2 separate regions of the Homo sapiens genome follow, and region 2 is linked to region 1. A link is a loop called in an ENCODE intact Hi-C map of the cell type or tissue named here. Cell type or tissue: psoas muscle. All regions are shown on one strand. Each heading gives the region's core, and the rest is flanking DNA. Links, peaks and the distances in the headings are about the cores only. Region 1 holds the start of LOC101928882 (a long non-coding RNA gene). Region 2 overlaps FXR1 (FMR1 autosomal homolog 1).

Region 1 (4,398 bases), core at 180-4,179:
TTAGCAATAAGAAAGGATGAAATTCTCATACACACTTCAACATAGATCAACCTTGATAGCATTGCGCTAAGTGAAAGAAACCACCACAAAAAAAAACACATTATATGATTTCGTTTATATGAAATGTCCAGAATAGACAAATCTACAGTGACAAAGTAAATTAGTGGTTGCCAAGGACTGGGGTTGGAATGGGGAGTGACTGCTAATGGGCATAGAATATTATTTTGGGGTGATAAAAATGTTCTAAACTTGATTATAGAAATGAGACAGGATAGTTCCCTTGACCCACTTCGTGGGTGGGAATGGAAGTGGCTCATTTCACTTAGCCTGCCACTGGCCACTCCTCATGAGACAGAGTGTGCCAGCAAGGGAGTGTGGGAACTGGAGAGAATGAACCCTGGACCTGGCCACTCTTCTCTGGCGGAAGCAGGTTCCGTGCGGGCCCTACAGCAGCATCCAAGCCCCTGTCCTCTCGGCACCTGAGTTCTTGTTTGGCATCCAGGAAGAATTAGGTCACCCACACGGATTGAAAGGTAGTGTATGTAGAAGATTTTACTGGGTAATGGCTCTCAGCAGGATGGGAGTTGGAAAGGGGATGGTGCGGAAAGAAAGTGATTTTTCCCTGAAGCCACACCATCTGAAGTTAGCGGCGTCTATCTGTAGTCTCTGACACTCAGTTGCTGCTTCTCTGCTTGCTGCGCATATACCCGGCGCTCAGCCGCTTGTGTTGCTCTGCCAGCTGAAGTCTTTTTTATATGGGCACAGGATAGGAGCATGGCAGGCCAAAAAGCAACATTTGAGGGCAAAAATGGGGTGAGCTGTTTTCACACAGGGCTGTGGTTCCAGGTTTAAGGGTGGGGTTTAGCCAGGAGCCAAGCCGTTCTGTATCATTTCCCCCCTCTGAAGAGGCACATCTAACTGCCATTAGGATATGGACAACGACCAGTCTTTCCGTTGTTTAACGAAAGCGGCAGTTGGATTCCTCCCAGAAGTCTACCCAAGGATCCCCAGCGAAAGGGAGCCATAGTCCGAGGCTCTGGCTGCCTGCCTGTTTGGAGCTTTGATGGCCTCGAGGTGAGAGAAAAAACAAGCTTTACATGGCCAAATATGCATGGATCAAACATGTATTATACAAGGAAAGAATCTAGTGTGAAATATTACAGAAATAAAAAGTGAAATATACTAGTAACATTGTACCCCAAGCTGTCTCACGCTGGTGAAAGAAATTAAACCTTGTATGGGAGAAGTTAAACTTTATGAGAGAGATAAGTGCTCTTGTCACATCTGTGGCAGTTAACAGGTGAACCTGAGGAATTCTGGGGTCTGTGGGCTTGCATGGTGGTCATTAAAGCTTCTGCCTCTTCCTTGTGTCTAAATGACCAAGGTGGCTACTTTCAGGAGGTCCCCTAAAGTACTATCTGGTCCCAGGGTGCATTTCTAAGTATAAACTGGAGGTGGTCACGTTTGTTGGTTGCCCATTCTGAAAGACAGGGAATTTGGCGTCTCTCATTCCCTTTCTTCTTTCAGTGAAATTTCGAGGTGTGAGGGAGAAAGAAAGCGGGCATTCTCCCTTTCTGTTCTTTTTGTCTGAGTCTCGGCAACCTTGGCAGGTGCCACCCATGGGTGCCAATGTGGCTTGCACCCAGGAAGCAGGGAGGGCCTAGAAAATAGGAATTACGCACACTCATCTGTGCTTCTACCTCCCCTACTGTCGACAACCTTTGAGTTCCCTGGGCCTCATTTATACCATGGAGCATGGCTTCCTTGCATGAAGCGGGGGGTTAATTGGCAGGAATCGGTCCTGCCCATTTACACTGGGACTGTTGCGTGGCTTCGGTTCCCTCAGATCTGGTTTTCCTTTCTAGGGCCTCAACCTGAAGTTTAGAATCAAGTTTGAGACCAAAAAAGAAGGTATTTCAGAGGCTGCATGGATTCATTTAGATTTAAGTCCCACATGGACTTTGCCAAATTTGCAGTTATCAGCCAGGAGGGGTTGCTCCTCTGTTGCCTCCCTAACATAAGCAAAGTGCTGAGGTAGGAAAAGAATCCTCTCGCTTAGAAAAGAAAAAAAGCTTCAAGTATCTCTAAGTTGGGGGGACCTGAGGGAAGAGCCTCTTGCTCTGTTGAAATGGGTTTCTTTAATCACTGTATCCCTCCCCTGGTTCAGACCTGCTAGACCTCTGTGACGGGAAACAAAACCAACATTCCTTTCACCTAAAGGAAAGAGAGAGTTGCCACGGTCTTGGAAAAGACACAGATCCAAAAGTTCCTCATTTTAACTCACTGTTTTTCATATCCTGGACAGGCCCCCAGATGAGACAGGATTGTTCCCTTCATCTTAACCCCCTTCGTGGGCGGGAACTGGAGCAGCTCATTTCACTCAGCTCGCCTCCTGCCACTCCTGGCGGCAGAGCGTGCGAGTGCGGGAACCGGAGCGACCGAATGCTGGAACCGGCCGGTCACTCCTCTCTGGCGGGAATAGGCTCTGTGCGGGCCTCACAGCAGCGTCCAAGCCCTGGCCTCTCGGCACCGGGGTACCTGTCCGGCGTCCAGGAAGAATTAGGTCATATGAACGGATTGAAGAGTAGTGTATGCGGAAGATTTGATTGAGTGGTGGCTCCTGGTGGGATGGGTACTGGAAAGCAGACGGTGAAAGAGGGTCATCTTTCCCTGAAGCCGCACCATCTGAAGTTAGCTGCGTCTATCTGTAGTCTTCAACACTCTTGCTGCTTCTCTGCTCACCGCTCAGCCGCTTGTGTTGCTCTGCCAGCTGAAGTCTTTTTTATGGCCACAGGATAGGGGCGTGGCAGGCCAAAAAAACAACATTTGGGCAGAAAAACAGGGTCAGCTGTTTTCAAGGCCGTGATTCCAGGCTTAAGGGTGGGGTTTAGCTGGGAACCCAGCCATTCTGTATCAGTGATAGTTGCACAACTATAAATATACTAACAACCATTGAATTGTGTACTTTAAGTAGATTAACCGTATGATATATGAATTACATCTCAGTAAAGTTGTTTTTTAAAAAATATGCATATACCTTAGTCTAGCCGTTCCAGGTCATATACTACAGCGATAGTAACAAAGATATAATATGTGGTTTATAATAATAAATATTGGAAATACTTAATCTTGCAAATGCATGATCAGTAAGGTAGTGGAGGCAAAAACTAGGTTTCCCAGGAGCTTCAGGCTTCTCAACTTCCAAGTAGTAATCTCAAGGAAGTACGTACTCTGACTGAAACTGTTTATGTCACAGACCTACTCCTTAGACCAATCACTGTTCCCATAGAGATAGCTCATTATGATTTGTGGAGTCAGAATCATGTGCCCACTGCTGAAATCAGGAATTCAGGGTCCTGGGAGAGTCACCCGTGCCACCCACCTAATGTTTTCTGGAAGTTTGACTTTAAAAGGAAGAAGACAGCAAGAGATCAATATAGCTAGAGTGTGGAGATGAGGTGTTTTCTTTAAAATAGAGGTGACTTGAACACGTTTAAATGCTTGTGCAAAGTAGCCAATATAGAGGGAGCAGTTAAAGACACAAAAGAAATAGAATATTTCTAATCAATAGATCTCAGGAAATTATTATTTCCCACTATCCCTCAGAAAATTATATTCAATAAAGGAATTTGTTTCTGGCTCCTTGGAGGATTAACTTTCCTTTTCATGCTTAGGCAATACAAAGTTGAATCACCACTTTAAACCACATTACACAGACTAGAAGGTGAAACTCCAATGCCCAGGCCATTATGTTAATCAATACTTCAACCTTCTTTTTTTTTTTGAGACAGAGTCTACGCTCTCGTTGCCCAGGCTGGAGTGCAATGGCGCAACCTCAGCTCACTGCAACCTCTGCCTCCTGGGTTCAAGCAATTGTCCTGCCCCAGCCTCTCACGTAGCTGGGATTACAGGCATGCGCCACCACACCCAGCTAATTTTGTATTTTTAATAGAGACGGGGTTTCACCATGTTGGCGAGGCTGGTCTTGAACTCTTGACTTCAGGTGATCCACCAGCCTCAGCCTCTCAAAGTGCTGGGATTACAGGCGTCAGCCACCGCACTCAGCCTCAACCTTCAATAAAAATAGGATTCCCTCCACTCACTCCTTTACCCAGTTAGGGTGTAATTGTGGCAGGCCATCTATCTGTCTTTGCAAAAGGGAACATGGTAATCTTTGTTTTGTTTGTTCACCTCTTCTCACATTCTCAGCTGCTGTAGCTGACCCCTCTTAGTTGGAACACGAGGAGGGAGGAGAAGAAAGGGAAGCAGAAAGTTCTTCCTTGACTGGTACTATTTTAAGACGGCTTTGCGCTCTCTGGTTTTGGCAGATGTTTAAAGCTGAGTCACACTTAAAGCTGGTTTCATGGATTCTTTGGACACTATCCTGCAGGACCCTTC
Region 2 (4,398 bases), core at 332-4,331, 110 kb after region 1:
ACAAATTTTTAAAAAGTTTATCAGTGTATCATTTCAGATTCATCTGTATCTTCTGTAATATTATTTCCAGTACTGAGGTAAGGTACACAAAAATTCCCCTGGAAAAACTATATTCTAGTTTTGTAAGATGATTTCCCACAGTCCATTTGCTTATTTCTTCCTTTGATAATTCAAAAAGATGCTTTAGGTAATGGTACAGAATTAGAAGCTGCTATTTTAGCTCTATTAACTTTTTCTCTATGGTTTCAATTTTATCCAACCAGAGAGGGCTGGCCTAGTTGGTATCTTTAAGGCCCTTCCAGTAGTAATTTGAGTCTAGTCACATGTCAGACCCTGAGCAACACCTAACCAAATGCCCAAGTATTCTCATAAGGAGTATGCTGAATTTAAGTGGTGTTTGTTTTACATATGTATCCATCCCAGACATTTTCAACTATGCTGAATGCAATCTATAAGATATTCCAAACAAGGACAAAGTAATTTTTCACAAGTCTTACAGCCCCACTATTAAGTATGCTACTAATTAGCTTCTTGAATTTCTTTGTATTTCAGTGATTGGGATGTTCTTTTTTTTTGGGAAAGTTTTTTTACCCCTTTGTACCCTCTTAATTGGATTAACTGTAAAATGTACATATTAATTTTCTAGTTTTAGAGACCATTTTCATTAAAAATATTTTCCAATAGTTTTTCTAGATAAACAATTTATACTTAATTGTTGCTTGGTTGCTTACATTTCAACCTCTAGGCTTCCTTTTTCAGCTAACTTGGCTGTCTTCAGGTTGTAAAGAAAAATGTAAACATATATTTGAAATTTCATTAACTGAAACTGCTGTAAGGTGTTAGCAAATGTTAACCATAACAGATTATCCCATATCATTGGACTGTTCTATTATTGGGTCAGGAATAATAGGTGACACAGGATAGAAGCTCTTCCTATATATATCTTGTTGCTAAGGCAGTAGTTGGCTCTAAGCTGATAAACAGCACACTGTACAGCAGTCCAAAAACTAAAACCAGAGCTTAGGTCATTCAAGTTAACTGGTACTCAAGGTTACTCATTCCAGGATACTTTACATAACCAAAAACCTAGGAGAGCATTCTACATTGTAATTTTTTTTTTACTTTGTTTACATAAAATTTACAGGGTTTTGTTTTTTTAAGCTTAGTCTGTTCTTTGACATTGTTGATTCATGTTCTAAATTTTCATCAGATTTAACATGTTTGGAGGTTCTTGTGCACTCAATGTGAACCTACTACAAGCTTCTGAACTGCAAAACCTTTTTTTTAGGTCACTGTCAACAGAAAGATGCCTTATAGAATTTCTCATGATTGAAACAGAACTCTGCATTCTAACCTAAAACCCCTCTAACCCTTTAAATGAAGCATTATGCCTGCGTGAAATTTTATTTTTAGACATTTCTGATACTAGGTTTTCTTTACGGGGGGGCATACATATTCAGTATACTGAATTTATACAGCTTTCAGTGTGGCAATATATTAAGAAGCTAGTTCCCTAATTTTTCTCAGTTCTCATTGGTTTTCCATTTAAATGTTTCCGTAAGTACTCTCATCATTTGGAAAATACTTGATGGCAGGAGAACTTGCTTAAAACTAAAGGTGGAGAAAGAGTTAACTTCCAGGACAACCCATTATAGCTCACTTCTTACCAACAAAGCAGTTTTTATACAGCACCTTAGGACTCATTTCTAATGTCAACCCAGATGGCCAGTAAAGGCAAGGGAAGAGGCTAAGTGACTCACAAAAATCTCTGATATTGAGGTCTAATGTGAAGGCTATAGATAGGAATTCCCCACAAACTTCTAATGAGGACTAATATGAACAGCAAATTGGAGAAGACACCAAGGACCTAATTTTAGTTTCACTAGCCGTGGGACCTTAGAAAAAAGACCATTTGCTCTGGACTTTTGTTTCCCAAGCCATAAAATGTGGAAGAATCTTCACAATTTCAAGTTGGTCATGTATATTTCCCTTTTACAGAGAAAGCTGAAGCCTCGAGGCTCAGATTTACCTGGCTTCTGTTTACCTGGCTTCTGCAGAAGTTTAACTTGTAACCTACCTCTCATTCCCAAAGTGTGTTTAATCATGCCGCCTTCTTTAAAATATATCTGGAAGCACCAATGAGTAAAGACAAAGGCCCCAAGCTAGATCTGTAGAGATAAGTACTAGACTCACATCTCAGTACTATCAAGGAAAACATGCTTAGGTTATCAGAATTGTGAAGGCCATAGTACAAAAAGTTAAGAGAACGGAACTCAGGATCTGAGAAAGATCAGCCATTCTCAGCATGTTGCCTTGGCTGCTTAACCTTACTAAACTTCCATTTCCTCACATGTAAAATGTACATCATAATAACTAGTCTACTGAGATAAGGGAAGAATACTTAGCACAGTGCTAGTACACTGTAAGTACTCAAATGTTACAGATCCAAGTATTTTGTAAGAAAATACCAGCAAAAGATAAAAGTTTTTTTATGGATCGTATTTGTATCAATCACCTACATGATCTAGAGCCCTCACATGGATAACATTTAAATGTTCAGTTTGCCTAATAGCCTTCAATGAAACACGGATTCTTCTACTTAAAAAAGGTAAGCCTGGAGAAAATAAAACTGATTACTATGCAAGAAAAAAATGTGCTCTGCTGTGCTCCTTGGTATTTTTAAGTGGTTTCCATTGTCTTAACACCTGTCTTAAAACGGGTATGTTGTTTGCACTGAACCCTCAAAAGTATTTATACCTATTAAGTTAAATTTCCCTTTTTAGAGTTAATGCTTCATTGCCTGTCGGCATATTATCACTATCTGTCTTTGAAAAATTTTCTTTTAAGTCTCAACTATTTCTTCATAAAGCTCTTGTTCAGAGAAACATTTTTTGATTTGTCCAATGGACTGAAATAAAAGGTTAGTAAACCAAAATACAGTTGATCCTCATTATTAGTAGAATTCCTTATCTGTGAATTTGCCTACTCACTAAAATTTGTAACTCCAAAATCAACATCCTTTTCTGGTCATTTGTGAGTATTTGCAGAGTGACAAAAAATTTAAACCACTTTATGTGCACAAGGCAATGCTCTACCTTGTTTAAGCTCTCACACCATAAACAGATATCCTTTTTGTGGTCTATTTAGTGCCAAGTTTCATGTTTGTGCTTTTTGTTGGTGATTTTGCTGTTTTAAGATGGTTCCTAAGAGTAGTAGTGAAGCATGCTACCTAGTGTTCCCAAATGCAAAGAAGGCCGTGATGTCCCAAGCATGAGTTAGTTATAGTGCTGTTGGCTGTTAATTGAAAGTTAATGAAATACTAAAGAATGTTTTCAAGCAGAAACAGGTCGATCAAGGTTATATACTGACTGGCAGACAATATTGTGACCAAAGGGTCACAGAATCTGTATTTCTCTTAGGAACTTGTTCCTTATTTGCTAATTCAGTGTTCATAGCCACCTTAAAGAACAGAATTACCACAAACAAGAACCAGCTGTACTTTCATGTCTCCTTGTCCCTGGAAATAATTTATCCTGCATAAAAGCCTTAGAAGCTAGTGTTTCATCATACACTAAATCATAACAGACTCCATCAGATTTTAAACGAGGGTATTGGATAGAAAACACAAAGAGCAGATATACCTTTACTTTATAAGGCAGATAAATATTACCTCCACTATTTTTTTAACCTCAAAAGTCCTTGTATCCTCCAATAATTAAGAAACTTATGATGACTTAAGGAAGTTTAGACGGTAGGTAGTATAATTTATCATCTTAGAGCTACACATAAGAAATACTCCTGTTGAGAAATACATACTAGTTTATACCAGATGTTTTATACAGGTCCTCTTAAGATCCTTATATATTTTATGTTAGACAAACAGTAAGTAATTTGCCTTTAAACATCATTTAAATTTATTAGTGTATAAATTCTAAAGAGTCCAAATTAAATATGTTGATATTGAGAACATTTCAGTTTTCAGTTTTGCTAACAGGGTTTAAGCTTAATCATAACAATTGCAGAAGTTTGATTATGTCAAGAAATAGCCAACTGAAGGAATAATTTATAAATGGTCATTACCTTTAAGGGGCTAGCTGAATACAATGTAAATACTCATGCCTGTAATCCCAGTACTTTGGGAGGCTGAGGCGGGAGGACTGCTTAAACCCAGGAGGTTGAGGCTGCAATGAACTGTGATTGTACCAGACCTGTACTCTGAAATCTTTATCATACTATTTTTAATGCATGAAATAAAAATGGTTTATATGTACATAGAATACACACACACACACACCCCTAGGTCAATTTCTTAGGTCTCAGTTGTGGTTAAATTCACTTTTAAATACAAGGTTCCAAGTATCCAAGTTGCCAGGCCAGTTGCCTGTACCTGGAACAGCC

Evidence for each region. Hi-C counts contacts between places; a loop is a spot of excess contacts. Peaks named below come from ENCODE experiments on the same cell type or tissue, not always from the same donor. Only the 100,000 strongest peaks of a DNase experiment are listed, where the experiment ranks them.
Region 2: it touches region 1 in a loop (3-fold over the local background); 5 of 110 quality-filtered maps call a loop at or near these places.

Annotation. Positions count from the first base shown.
Region 1 is chr3:180,867,763-180,872,160 of GRCh38, forward strand. LOC101928882 (a long non-coding RNA gene) reads right to left here and starts at 2,416. Exons shown (of 14, transcript NR_109986.1): 1 at 2,285-2,416. It overlaps LOC105374240 (a long non-coding RNA gene), which reads left to right and starts at 420. Exons shown (of 3, transcript XR_924752.3): 1 at 420-533; 2 at 929-1,074; 3 at 2,306-2,954. In psoas muscle, for the core only: no CTCF peak of the experiment used is centred there; DNase peaks (open chromatin) are centred at 2,429, 2,789 and 4,039; H3K4me3 peaks cover 3,445 bases; H3K27ac peaks cover 3,992 bases.
Region 2 is chr3:180,979,819-180,984,216 of GRCh38, forward strand. It overlaps FXR1 (FMR1 autosomal homolog 1), which reads left to right. Exons shown (of 17, transcript NM_005087.4): 17 at 1-2,935. It overlaps DNAJC19 (DnaJ heat shock protein family (Hsp40) member C19), which reads right to left. Exons shown (of 6, transcript NM_145261.4): 6 at 3,891-4,398. Among named protein-coding and RNA genes, the nearest start is that of DNAJC19, 7.7 kb to the right of the region's middle. In psoas muscle, for the core only: no CTCF peak of the experiment used is centred there; no DNase peak of the experiment used is centred there; H3K4me3 peaks cover 558 bases; H3K27ac peaks cover 2,195 bases.